Regions from separate parts of the Homo sapiens genome. Here regions 2 and 3 are each linked to region 1. A link is a contact called in ENCODE Hi-C or POLR2A ChIA-PET data. All regions are on one chromosome and are shown on one strand. The core of a region is the stretch at or near the end of the contact, and the rest is flanking DNA. Distances in the headings are between cores, read along the strand shown.

Region 1 (4,048 bases), core at 1,371-3,870:
ACTTTACTTCTTTTCTCTTCTAAAGGAGAATTTGGGGCTCCCTACTAAGCTGCCTCAGGTGGTTGCTGATAGGTCTGGCCTCTGCGTGTTTTGGATCAAGTGTTGTTGCCCACAGTCCTGCTCTGAGGATTCTGTTGTTGTTGTTGTTAATGATTCTTGTGAGCCAATATTGAGCAAAATGACAGAGTCCTCCATCAGTGCCTGTTCTTTTATTTTATATTTATATATTTATTTGTTTTTTTGAGACGGAGTTTTGCTCTTGTCACCCAGGCTGCAGTGCAATGGTGCGATCTCGGCTCACTGCAACCTCTGCCTCGCAAGTTCAAGTGATCCTCCTGCGTCAGCCTCCTGAGTAGCTGGGATTACAGACACTCGACACCACACCCAGTTAATTTTTATATTTTTAGTAGAGACAGGGTTTCACCATGTTGGCCAGGCTGGTCTCGAACTCGTGACCTCAGGTGATCCACCTGCCTCAGCCTCCCAAAGTGCTGGGATTACAGGCGTGAGCCACTGTGCCTGGCCAGTGCCTGTTATTTTAGAGGGGGCTTCCTATATCCTCAGGACGTCTCGAGTCCAGCTCAGGAACACCTGGACTTCCCTACCTGTTCATTTGACATACCTGTGTGTCAGGCCCCTGCTAGGAGTCTGTGATAAAGGCGACAGGGACCCCAGTCCTGCCTTCTTGAAGGGGAGCCTAGCATGGTAGAAATCTTCACACTCATCATAAGTTACCACTTTAATGGGCATGCGTTAATGCAGAGACACTGCAGAAGACGTCACACTCCATGTTTTCCTGATGCCGCTTAACAGGGAAACCATCAAGGTCACGGAAACGGGCAGAAATGGTTACAAAGTGAGCTCTGGCATTGCCGTCCCTCTTGCGATGGTATGGAGCGGAGATGATGGCCAAGCTCCCAGTCAGTGGCCTCCTTGTGGAGTCAAGAAGGACTGTCCTGGCCCAGTGCTTGCTCAGGCCCCCTTGTTCCTGCCTTGCTCAGACAGCGGGCTCCCTTCTGCCCACACCTCAGCCTCCCTCCCCGCTGTTCCCTGCAGCCTCTTTCGACAAAGCAGATCTGCTGATGACAGGCCCTGCTTCACTTCCCAGTGGCGTCCTGCCATCTGCAGAACCCATCTCCTTATCAGGGTGGCCCAGGCTTTCTTCAGGAGGCTTCCTTTCACCACACCCACCCTCACCCAACCTAGGGCAGGTCCCAGTCCATCTGGGACTTGCCCATCATGGCTCCAGCGTCCCCCATTCCTCCCCTCCCCAGGCAGGTTAGAAGCGGCCTTGCTGCTCCTGTTGGGCCTTGAACCCAGTGCTTCTAAAACCCACCCATCCCCACGAGCTGCGCTTGTTTGCCTGGGTGGCTCTTCCCCTGTGCCTGGAGCTTTGGGAACAGGGTTCCTGAAACTGGAGTTCCCAGACTGGTAGCATTTTGTGTATCTTTGAGGCAGCATCTTGGGTGTACATGTAGACACATCTTTCCAGGCAGGACATCGATGGCTTGTCTCAGATTCCCAAAGAGATCCAAGACTTAAAAAGAACCACTGCCTGGGGCGGCTGCTCTCCTCTGCATCCTTTCCTGGCACACAATTAATATGCGCAGGCTGGATGACTGGAGGTCACAGATGCTTGGCATTTCCCCCCGTGCTTTTGTTCATGGATTCAGTTGGTGATATATGCAGCGATGCATCTATAAATAGTGGAATTCTCATGCCCCAAAGAAAACGAGTTAAGTGACTGCTGAAAGTTGTTGTTGTTGTTGTTGTTTTTTTCCTTCGGGGTGTGGGGTGTTAATTAATGCCAAAAAAGGCAGGTGATAAAATCCTTTTGTTCTTACTCTTAGAATCCTGGTGCAGGACTTTCTGCAGCTGGGCTCCAATACAAACCAGAGTGGGGAGGGGACTTGATCTTGGCAGTATTGGAAAAGCTTTAATTGATACTATAGAGCCCGAAGGACTGACATCTTTACCCCTGTGTGCCGCTTGTCGTCTGAACGGATGGCCGAGACGCATCCTGGGTCGCCTTCCCTGTGATGCCATTTCTAAAGAATGTTATTGTTCAGCCCCTTCGCTCTCCTTGGCCAGTGTAGTTTTCCTTGCCCAATTCGGTTGAATTTACTTCTTCCGTCCATTGTTACTATTTGTTTCTTTATTTCCCAAATCCTTCCTTAAAACTTCTCCTTTTTAATTTTAAAATATCTCTTCCTGTTGTATTCAGTAGTAAATTAAGGACCAAAATATTATAATACTGTATTTTATTTTGAAAGGACTGTGTTAAGACTCCCATCTAAAATTTTGGCAATATTAAAAGTAAAAGGCTGATCGTTTGCTTCTCTAACTATACTCTCACCAGAGTAATCATCGTTAGAAATTTGTCAAGAGGGTAAAGGAGATAAGAAAGTATTTAAAAGTGGAATACGGTTCACATTACACTTATTCCTATAAAGAGCTCTTGGAACCCTTGAAGTTTGCTTGGAATCGGTTCTCTGAGTTCCGTGTGGAAGTGCAGGGAGCTGGCTGCCTCTGGCGTGGCTTCCAAGTCCTTGACTGCCCTTGCCCACATCCTGGTCTCACCACTTCTCAGGTGTGTGTCCCTGAGCTCAGCTTCCTCCTAGGTAACATGGGATGGTGATAGTGGGCCCACCTCCTCACGCTATCGTGATGATTAAGTGTTTGGTTGAGCACAGTGCTGGGCTTTGCTGTGTGGCTGCAGTGTTAGTTTGCACACCTGGCACCGTCCCGTGCAGTGGCCCTGCACATTCAGTGCTCCAGTATTTACATGATGTATCTATGTATACATATGTCCTGCAGCTTTGCCTGTCCAAGTACTGTGGACGGTTACCAAAAATAAGGAGCCTATTTTAATTACATACACAACCAGAAGAAAAATTAATGACATGTACATACTGTACTGCCCCTAGGAAGTATGATGTGCTTTAATATTTTCTTTTTAAAATAAAATACTGCCAGGGACCTACTCACTCAATTTCACTGCTCACTGATAGGTTGTGACTATAGTGTGAGAGCCCTGATATAGAGAGTAATGGGATGAATGAACACAAAGGATTGGAAGTAATTAGTTTCGGGAATGTTTCAACATGTGTCCAGATGGAAGATATTCTGGAACATCCACCAGCCATGACTTGGAATTTACACATAAAAATCTCCAGATGCATCTAACAGCTTCAAGTGAGTGAGATGACAGCGAAGCTAGTGATAGCATCCAAGTCTTGTGTTTTTTTCTTCTCCCAAGTATTTCATGTGACTTGGAATCCTTAAATTCTTTTTTCCCCACTGTAAATGAAGTATTCAATAAGAACGTCAGTGTGTGTGTGTGTATTTTAAAAACAGCTTTAGTGAGGTGTAATTTCCATATCATAAAATGCACCCATTTTAGTACAGTCCTATGAATTTTAGTCAATTATACAGCTGTGTGACTGTCATCACAATTAGGTTGTAGAACACGCCCATTGTCCCCTGCTGTCCCCAGTCCCACTTGCCTGACTACCACTGCCTGGTTTCTCTTAGGGAAAGGCATGTTTCAGAAGTCAGACTCCTGGATGGTATCATTTCTCTGCCCTCCTTGACGAGGGAACTGCAGTGGCCTGGGGTTCTTCCTGGTTTCTGGGCCATCATGCCTGAAAGCCTGGTCTGGAGCCAGTGAGGAGGACCCATTTGGGTCCATGGGAGGGGGCTGGGTACTGAGGGCTGGTCTGTGCGTGCGTGGGGTGGGTCTAGGGATTTGTAAGCAGCTGTAGAATGAAGGCTCAGAGCTGACTTGGGAGTCCCCTAATGAGGTCCTCTAGCCTGCATTGGCTCCCCCTGTTAGTGCTTTGCAGCCATGATGCCATTCTTAATGCGACAAGCCCGAGTTTCCGATCACTCTGGTAAACAGCTCCCGAGCACCTGTTCTGCCCAGTCCCTGAAGAGGAAGCCATGCATCTGTCACACTGCAGCCCATTCTCCCTCTGATCCAGTCTCTCCAGCTTCCAATCTGCACACCTACTCATGAGCATTTCCTGTCCAGACCAGTACCATCTAC
Region 2 (4,327 bases), core at 255-2,754, 34 kb before region 1:
TCTCCTGCCTCAGCCTCCCGAGTAGCTGGGATTACAGGCGTGCGCCACCATGCCCGGCTAATTTTTGTATTTTTAGTAGAGACGGGGATTTCACCATGCTGGCCAGGCTCGTCTCGAACTCCTGACCTCGTGATCCGCCCGCCTGGGCCTCCCAAAGTGCTAGGATTACAAGCGTGAGCCACCGCGCCCGGCCCATTCTTCTTTTTTAAAACAACCTTTCCCCTCATAAAAGTAATATTACCATTTTACAAAAAATTGGAAGGCAAATCATTTTTAAAAATCCCGCCAAAGGAATGCAAACTCTTGTGAGCATTTCAGGACATTTTCCTCCAGTCTCTTCCCCTGTGTATCTGGATTTCAATCAGGCTCTACCAGATATTTTTGTATCACTGTAACTGTTTAAAAATCTCCCTGATACTGTCCTGCATTTCCTGGCATAACGTGTTGCGGCTGTGGGTCTGGGGCACGAAGTAGGTGGGAGATTTAGAGCAAGACACAGCCCCAACTCTGGAGCTTCAGCTTCCCCAGCTGGGAGCCAGTGAAACAGAAGTTCCCGTCTAGGCTGAAAGTTTTAGGAGTTGACCCGGCTTCCTCCCCAGCAATGGTCTACTTGGGTCTCCGCTCAAACGATCAGACCCCACAAACCGGATGAAGCGCTCAGGGAAGGTCAAGGAACTCCCGCCTAGTGTGGGCCCCCAGGTTAGCCCTTCTAGGGCTGTCCTGGCGGGGACGCAAAGTGGCCACCTGCCCAGCTGCCCGCTTCCAGAGGCGTCCTCCCTGCGCCGCCCGAGAGGACCGGCCGCGGGCTCCCCCAGCTCCTCAGCTCCCTCGGCCCCGCCTTCAGGGGCTTTTCCCACCTTCGCGGGACCAGACGGGTTGTGTGGGAGACCGAGGGCGCAGCCTCCCGCCAAGTGCGCAGAGGGTCTCCAGACAGCCAGAGCCCGGGAGCGGGTGAAGGGAGGGCACTGCCCGCTCTCTCGGGAATTGTTTGCGCCCGAGGAGTCACCCCAGGCAGGCCGCGCCCGCAGTCCGGGTAGGGCGTCGTCCTCCCCGCCCGCCTTCCTCTACGCGGGGGCCCGGGGGCGGACTGACGCGGCGGCGCCCATCCTGGCCTCCATGCGGTTTCCCGAGGCCGGAGGAAGGTGGCGGAGCGGGAGGGAGAGAGCGAGGAGCGCGCGGAGAGGGAGGACGGCGGAGGGGGAGGAGCAAGCGGAGGGGTGGGGGTGGGGTCGAGGAGCCGAGCGCCGAGGAGGACCCCGAGGGAGACTGGGGGCGGAGCAGCCGGCGACGGAGAGGCGCGGAGGACGCGGGGCCGGGGGAGGCGGAGCAGCGGGAGTGGGTGGAAAAGCAGAGGCGGCGGGAGGAGCGGGAGCCTCCGTGGGAGATTCGGGAGGAGCAGCCGGCGTGGGTGGAGCCGCCGGCGTGGGAGGAGCCGCGGGGCCTGGGTGAGAACGGGGCGGGACGGCCGGAGGCGGGGCCTGCGAACGCCCTGCCCCTGCTCGCCCGGGCCGCGCCGAGGAACGAAGATGGCCGGGCGCGCCGCGGGAACGGAGGGGCGGCCGGCAGCGGCGGCGGCGGCGGCGGCGGCTCCCGGGCTGTGACTTCGCGCGCGGCGGCCACCCGGGCTACCTGAACGGAGTGGGCGGCGCGGGCAGCGGCTTGCTAGGGCGGGCGGGCGGACGCCGGTGCACGGGCGCCGGGCGGAGGATGCGCCAGGAGCGGCGGGCGGCTCCCCGCGGCCGCCCCCGCGCCCCGGGCGCCGGGCCTTAGTGCTGGCGGAGGAGGCGGCGCGCGCGGGGCGGCCGGGCGGCGGCGGGGCCCGCGCCGTCATGCCTTGGCTGAGCGGCGGCCGGCGGCGACGGCGGGGACAGCCGCGCGAGGCCCCGCGGGAGCCGCCGCCTTCTGCGCAGCCCCAGCGGGAACCGCGCCGCCGGCGCCCCCCGCCGCGGTCCCCACGCCCCCAGCTCCTTCCGCGCCGCCGCCGCGGGCCCGGGAGAGCGCCGAGCTGCCGCTGCCCGCCGGCTGGGAGGAGGCGCGAGACTACGACGGTCGCGTCTTTTACATTGACCACAACACGCGCCAGACGTCGTGGATCGACCCCCGCGACCGGTAAGCGGGCCGGCTGGGGGCGCCAGACCCGGCGCGGGCGCTACGACCCGGGCCGCCGGCCGGCGCCACCGCGGATGCGCTGGGGACACGCCCCGCCCAGCGCGGGGCCGCCGCCGAGAGCCCCCGGGCCCGGGCAGAGCTCGGAGCGCCTCCATCCCCGGAACCAGGGGACTCCCTGGAGTGCTCCGGTCCAGGCTACGATCGAGGCGCCCCCATCCCTTGGGCCCAGGGAGAGGATCGGAGACACCAGGAGGCCCTCGGGGCTGGGTGAAGATCTTTGGTTCCGGGGGTCCGGGAGAGGATCCACCCTCCCAATACCCCGACTCCCAGGGCTCTGACCAAGAATGGAGGTGCCCCTTCTCCAGGCCTCGAGCCCTCTGAGCGCCGAGGCCGGCCGCCTACAGGTCCCCCGCCGCTGGGCGGACCCTCTCATTCGGTTCCCTCACGTCACCCGCTGTCCGGCGCCTGGGAACTGGGCTCCTGGAATTTCCTCTCCTGGGGCTGACAGATGGCCCTCTTTTCCTTTCTCTGCGGCAGCCTCGCCCATCCCGGTCCCGGGCGTCTGCGGCCCACTGCCCCGGCCCTGGTTCTGCAGGTGTCCCCAGCCCCGCGGTGGCGAGATGAGCTGTCACCTTGGATCACAAACGTGCGCCCCAGCTTTGGGGTGCGGGTTCCCTGTCTGGCGGGTTCAGGCTGGTTTCCATCCAAAACCTGATGTCAGACGGGCCCTTGAGGGATTCCCAACCCTTTTGGAGTTGGAGAAGTCTGTTCCCAAACTCTAGTTGCTCTTTAGCGCCTTAAAACTCGTGAGTTAAAACTGTTTGAAATAGCCTTCTGTACTGCAGCCAGAATGCAATATGATTAGTCCCATATGCTTTTGGAATAAACGAAAAACAAGAATTGTATTTTAAGTTTCCTTTTTGTGAAAGATATGCATGGGGTACAAAGCTGTCTTATTCACGTATAAAAACCCAATCAAGTAAAAACTGATTCTTGTAAAAGCACTATCAGATTTCATTTAATTAATTCCATGTAACGAAGCTCTTCCTTAACTTTTTGCTCGATTGTCTACGGGTTTCGATTGTTCAACTGCTTTTACAGAGATGTATTTTGTGTGGAATTGGGATTTCTGTGGACATCAAGTGTTTCCACAGGTTATCTGATGTCTTGTCCTCTCTAGAGCAACTCTCCTTCCAGGGCCTGAGTGCCAAAAAGGAAACACCACAGGCTTCCCAGTGATTTGAAGACTTGCAAAGGCCCAGTGTGGTGACATTGTGCCTGCTTCCTCCTACCTGCACAGGGAAGGCGGCCTGCATGGCACTGGCGTCTGAAAATAAACTTTTGAGGAGAGAAGCTGCTGAATTGTTTGAAGATTTCTCTGAGTTCAAGCAGGGGAAAACAAAAGAAAGCAAAACAAAAAGATCGTGATTCCCTAACATTCTCGCTGAACATTGCAAACCTCTGGGCTCAGAAACCTATATCAATCCTAGTACAATTTTATGGGTTAAAAAGATGCCTAGTTATTTTGAAAATCAGGTGAGATCATGTTATAATTTTAACCAAAGGCTAGAGCCCCAGCTGTTTGATCAACCCTTGGATGGTTCTGGAATTGGTAGAACTGCTTGGAATGCAGTGCCCTTTTATACCATATGTATGTTAAAAACCCAAACAACTGGAAAATGAACCAATTAAAATAGTGTTTTGCTTAGAAAAGGCTAAGGCTCACTTTCCAAGGGTAATATAAAACAGTTGTGGTTATATTGGAGTGGAGATTCATGCTGAAAGATATCAATGTGAGGATTTTCTTTTTAATGGTGTAACCTGTGACAAACGTGAATGGACCATACAGAAATCAGCTTGGAGAATCTTGTTTTCCATGTATTTCAGACACATTTCCTATATTCCTTTTTTCCAGAAATCGATTTGTTACTTTTCAGACAATCACTTAAAGGTTTTTAAAAAGTCTCCGTTCTGATGCTAAAATTGTCAATTGAGTCAACAAAAGTGGATATTTTACCTTTTTTTTGTAAAGTAAAAACGTGTGTACTTTTATGAGACGTTGTTTTTATAGTGAGTGAAAATTCAGCAGGGGACAGCTTGAACTTCAGCTCCCATAATACCTTGCCCGAAATATGTATGGAATGTTCAGCAAGCCACAAACATTTAAGTGGAGTCGGCTGAAGGCTGTAATAGTCATTCTTCTTCCTCTTTCAAAACA
Region 3 (4,413 bases), core at 1,201-3,700, 34 kb after region 1:
TGGGGATGAATTGTTTACAATTAGTGAGCTGTATCGAGTCTGCAGGTTTCATGAACTAAAGGTGGTGTTTGAGAAATGGTGCTGGTGTGGGTCTGAAGGTTTGCTGAGCCGTTCTCTCCATTCACTGGCTTTCCTTGCTGAACTTGCGCATGTGCCGCACGCCTTCTGCACCTACTTTTCTCATCTGCAAATGGTGATTGTTTTAGGCAGCTCGGGCTGCTATGACAAATACCATAGACTGGGTGACTTGAATAGCAGATATTTGTTTCTCACAGTTCTGGAGGCTGGAGGTCCAATATTTGGTTCCTGGTGAGGGCCCGATTCCTGATATGCAGATGACCATCTTGTCGCAGTTTCCTCTCATGGCTAAGAGAGCAAAAACTCTGTTCTCTCTTCCTTTTCCTAATCCCATCATGGGGTCCCACCCTGTGACCTCATCTAACCCTAATCACCTCCCAAAGGCCCCACCTTCAAATGCCATCACATTAGAGGGTAAGGCTGCAACATAAGAATTTGGAGGACACACAAACACACAGTCCATAACAGCAATCACTGTGCTCAGTTATACTGAGGACAGCACCAGCACCTGGTACATGCCCAGCCCGAAACAATTAGTCCAACTCTGTGTGGTTACTGTTACTGACGCAGGTGGGCACCATGTTGCCGTCTTTCATCCTGCATGCAGATGCATGAGGTGACACACGTGACTGCAGCACTGCTCTTTATGGGGAGGTAATAAAGGAATGTGAGGTACAGATGTAATTATCTACCATTACCCAGCTATGTGTTTGTGTGCATTTTGGATCTACAGTCAGAGCTTCCTTTTATTAACCCTAGTTAGTATTAGCACAGCTTCTTCTTTAGCTTTTTTTTTTTTTTTTTTTAAGACAGAGTCTTGCTCTCGTCGCCCAGGCTGGAGTGCAGTGGTGTGATCTTGGCTCACTGCAACCTCCCCCTCCCAGGTTCAAGTGATTCTCGTGCCTCAGTCTCCCCAGTAACTGGGATTACAGGTGCCCGCCACCACGCCTGGCTAATTTTTGTATTTTAGTAGAGATGGGGTTTTGCCACATTTGCCAGGCTGGTTTCCAACTCCTGACCTCAGGCGATCTGCCCGCCTCGGCCTCCCAGAGTGCTGGGATTACAGGCATGAGCCACCGTTCCCGGCCTCTTCTTTAGTTTTGTCTTAAGCAAATCAAGCTTCTTTTCCAACTAACCGGCTGCTGGTTTTGTCATTCATGCGGTGCATAGGCCAGAGTGCTTTCCAAATGCACCGACGTGTGTTTTGTCCTTTTAGCCCCCCACTCCAGCCAGCCTCCAGATACTCCAACACCTCCTCAGATGCGACTGTGTGTGCTGTGGCAGTGTCATCCTGTGTCACTTTGGCTAAGGTGGTGGATAAAGAATAAGCAGAAACAAATCATTTGATTTGTGACAGGTCACCAAAAGTTATTAGGACTACCTAGTTGGATTTGAGGTGAATTTTCTACCTTCATTAGGCCACACTGTAGCTGTCTCTCATTGTGATACAGTGTCTCTGGACAATATGTAGTTGTTTGTTTTTTTTTGGTTTTTTTTTGAGATGGGGAGTCTTTGTCACCCAGGCTGGAGTGCAGTGGTGCAATCTTGGCTCGCTGTAACCTCCATTTCCTGGGTTCAAGCAGTTCTCCTGTCTTAGCCTCCCAAGTAGCTGGGATTACAGGCACACGCCACCATGCCCAGCTAATTTTTATATTTTTAGTAGAGACCGGGTTTCACCATGTTGGTCAGGCTGGTCTCGAACTCCTGACCTCAGGTGATCCGCCTGCCTCAGCCTCCCAAAGTGCTGGGATTACAGGCATGAGCCACCACGCCCGGCCCAGTAGGTGGTTTTAATGTTAGTCATTGTGTGTGCCGGAGGTTGCAGTTAATGTCATTCTCATTTGCAGCTCTGAGGAAGGTGACTGGGGTTCAGGAAGAGTCTGAGTTTGCTCAGGATCCCTGAGCATCAGCAGGGAGCCACGTCTGGCACTTCCCTCATGGCCATGGTTTCTGTAGTGGGTTGCTGGGCTCAGCGCCCGTTGCTTTGCCTTGGCTCCATCGTTCTGGTGAACTCCATTTCCTTATTTGAAGACAAAGGCCATATAGCAGTGTCAGCTGTAGATGGACTGATTTAGAAACTGAAACGTACTGCTGACTGAGAAAACCCCCTTCTCCTTAGCATGGCTAGGATGTGAATTCATCTTTTGTAGTTGCAGTGGTTTCAAGAATAGGAAAAGGCAGCCTCTGTTTCCCTAGGGGCATTAGACAGAGAAGCAGGAGCCAGAATAACGAGAATTTTAACTTAACACCTGCGGCCAAAACGGAGCGCAAGTTGTGCTCCTGGAAGAGAGGCGGGCCAGTGCTGTTTGGATTGTCTTTCTGCTTTCATTATCAAGATCCCACGCTTGGGAACAGCAATTGTAAACTTGCCACTTGCCAAGGGGAGGCTCCTCCTGTCTGCCTGAGCTCATGAGAATACCCGCCCTCCCCCTGGAGGCCAAGGAGTGGCCTGGGGAAGGCTCTGGACCTGGCCTTGGTCCTGAGGGGCCCACCCCACCTCATGCCTGACCAGGGGCAAGTTAGCTTTCAGGAGGGAGCTGCCCAGAGCTGTTGTTTAATGGGCACGTTGCCTTGGCTCTGTCTGACGCTGCGTTGTTACTGTGCATGTTTACTTTATTCTGGGACAGACACAGCCTCACAGGAAGAAGAGAAAACCCAGGCACCCGTGCCACTCTTAAAATATTTTTGTAAGTGGAAGATAATCTGGTAGCCTTTCTCTGAGTTCCACAGCTTATGAGATGAAAACAGCCTCATTATTTTTCTGGTATTGAACATTGGGTGTTTAGGTTTGGATTGAATCATGCAAATGTATATTTTTTTAATTGAGAAATTTTAGAAGGCCTTTTCAAGCATTGAAAATGTGATTACCCCATCTCTACTGGGAAATCCTGACTATACGTACAGATAGCAGGTGAGCTGTTATACCTAAACATGAAGCATCTCTGATTTTATCACCAACATTGCTTAAGGCAGTGGCCTGAGATTTTCCTCCAGAAAATTTCCTGCTGTTCTTGCTTCCCAGAATATCCAGTGTATTCTTTTCCAGAGCACCTCACTAGGAGTTTGGCTGCTTATAACATTTTAAGCTTGCCTTGTTTATCTTGGTGAATTTCCTGGCTAGCAAGGAAATTCATCATTACACTTGGGTCCAAGTAAGGAAAAAAGAACCTTTTGTATTTTACTTTAAATCTATATATGTTGTTGATTGTTGTAGAGAGGAATTGGCCACAGATATGTTCGCTGGGTTAATGATAGAATATGTACACAGATGTGTGTTTTATGTGTATCTATGTGAAGTGTACACATGTAAGCTTTTAATGATGGAAAATATCAAACACAAAAGCAGAGAGAATAGTATACTGAAACCTTCCTGTACCCCTCACCCCATTTAACCTGCACAATTGCCAATCTTGTTTCGGTGGTGACCCCACCCCATCTGCTAAGCTCTCACGGCCTTATTGAAGCAAATGCCAGAATCCCATTTAATCCATAAATATGTCTCCTAAAGTTATGGACTCCTTTTGAAAATAACTCTAATCCCTGTACCCCATTTACTAGGCATCTTGTGTCCAGTGAGCTCTTGCATTTCTTCAGGTGTTTGGGTCCAGTTTGGGCCACAGAGTGCCTTTGGTTGATGTGTCTCTTACGTCTTTTCTTTTCTACTCTCCCTCCTTTTTTTCCCCTGACAGCTTATTTGTTGGAGAAAGTAATTTGGTTGTCCTATAGAATTTCCCTAATGTTGGGTTTTGCTGCTGAAATTCACATGATGTCATTGAACGTGTTCCTCTGTCTCTTGTTATTTATGCAAATGGGCGTAATAGTTTGAGAGGCTTGATCTGATTCAAGTTGGATTTCTTTTCTTTTTTTAGTAAGAATGTTTTTAGGTGGTGGTGTTACTTCCATCAGGAGGCACCACTCTGTGCTTGTTTCTTTTTGCGGTGTGAAGATGATCAGTAGGTTCTGGCCTTGTTAGCCCAATGCTTTGATTTATATTAATAACATTTCTTGTCAGCTTTTTACCTAAGTTATGGATGTGTATCTTCCAGGATAAGTTCCTGAAAGCGGGCTTGGTAGGTTAAAGGGTGAATGTATTTGTTGTATTATAGGTTGTATTTCTTATCTGAAATGCTTAGGACCAGAAGTGTTTTGAATTTCAGTTTTTTTTTTTTTTTTTTTTTTTTTTTTTTTTTTTTTGGTTTGGAATATTTGCATTATACTTACTGGTTCAATATCCCTCATCCAAAAATCTGAAACCTGAAATGCTTCACTGGTCATTTTCTTTGGGTGTCATGTCAATGCTTAAAAAGTTTCAGATTTTGAAGCACTTTGGATTTC

Evidence for each region. Hi-C counts contacts between places; a loop is a spot of excess contacts on that map. ChIA-PET counts read pairs that join two places held with the same protein, here RNA polymerase II (POLR2A). Pooled maps may share reads with other maps.
Region 2: a map of endothelial cell of umbilical vein shows a loop between it and region 1 (5-fold over the local background). The contact joins the promoter of WWC3 here to the enhancer-like site in region 1. A Hi-C loop is called at or near these places in 19 of 168 maps with a recorded cell type or tissue (GM12878, MCF 10A, Right ventricle myocardium inferior and 9 more), 2 of 37 single-sample maps with no recorded cell type and 13 of 50 pooled maps. POLR2A ChIA-PET finds 5 or more read pairs at or near these places in 8 of 52 experiments (A549, CD4-positive, alpha-beta T cell, GM12878 and 5 more).
Region 3: a map of endothelial cell of umbilical vein shows a loop between it and region 1 (4-fold over the local background). The contact joins two enhancer-like sites. A Hi-C loop is called at or near these places in 4 of 168 maps with a recorded cell type or tissue (MCF 10A, endothelial cell of umbilical vein, heart left ventricle and 1 more), 1 of 37 single-sample maps with no recorded cell type and 5 of 50 pooled maps. POLR2A ChIA-PET finds 5 or more read pairs at or near these places in 11 of 52 experiments (AG04450, B cell, Caco-2 and 7 more).

What each region holds. Positions count from the first base shown.
Region 1 is chrX:10,046,256-10,050,303 of GRCh38, forward strand. The region is part of intron 2 of WWC3 (WWC family member 3); the gene reads left to right. Among named protein-coding and RNA genes, the nearest start is that of WWC3, 33 kb to the left of the region's middle. RefSeq lists enhancers at 602-1,235, 1,236-1,868, 3,824-4,048. Within about 2 kb of position 2,621, at least 3 of the 41 ENCODE cell types and tissues checked have a DNase peak (open chromatin) inside an H3K27ac peak, as active enhancers do; they include endothelial cell of umbilical vein, where a contact is called at or near this core.
Region 2 is chrX:10,013,750-10,018,076 of GRCh38, forward strand. It overlaps WWC3 (WWC family member 3), which reads left to right and starts at 1,505. Exons shown (of 24, transcript NM_015691.5): 1 at 1,505-1,924; 2 at 1,927-2,109. The coding sequence starts at 1,830. RefSeq lists enhancers at 1-503, 504-1,387 and silencers at 1,208-1,377, 1,418-1,477.
Region 3 is chrX:10,080,886-10,085,298 of GRCh38, forward strand. All of the region lies in intron 6 of WWC3 (WWC family member 3), which reads left to right. Among named protein-coding and RNA genes, the nearest start is that of WWC3, 68 kb to the left of the region's middle. RefSeq lists an enhancer at 2,001-2,501. Within about 2 kb of position 2,451, at least 31 of the 41 ENCODE cell types and tissues checked have a DNase peak (open chromatin) inside an H3K27ac peak, as active enhancers do; they include endothelial cell of umbilical vein, where a contact is called at or near this core.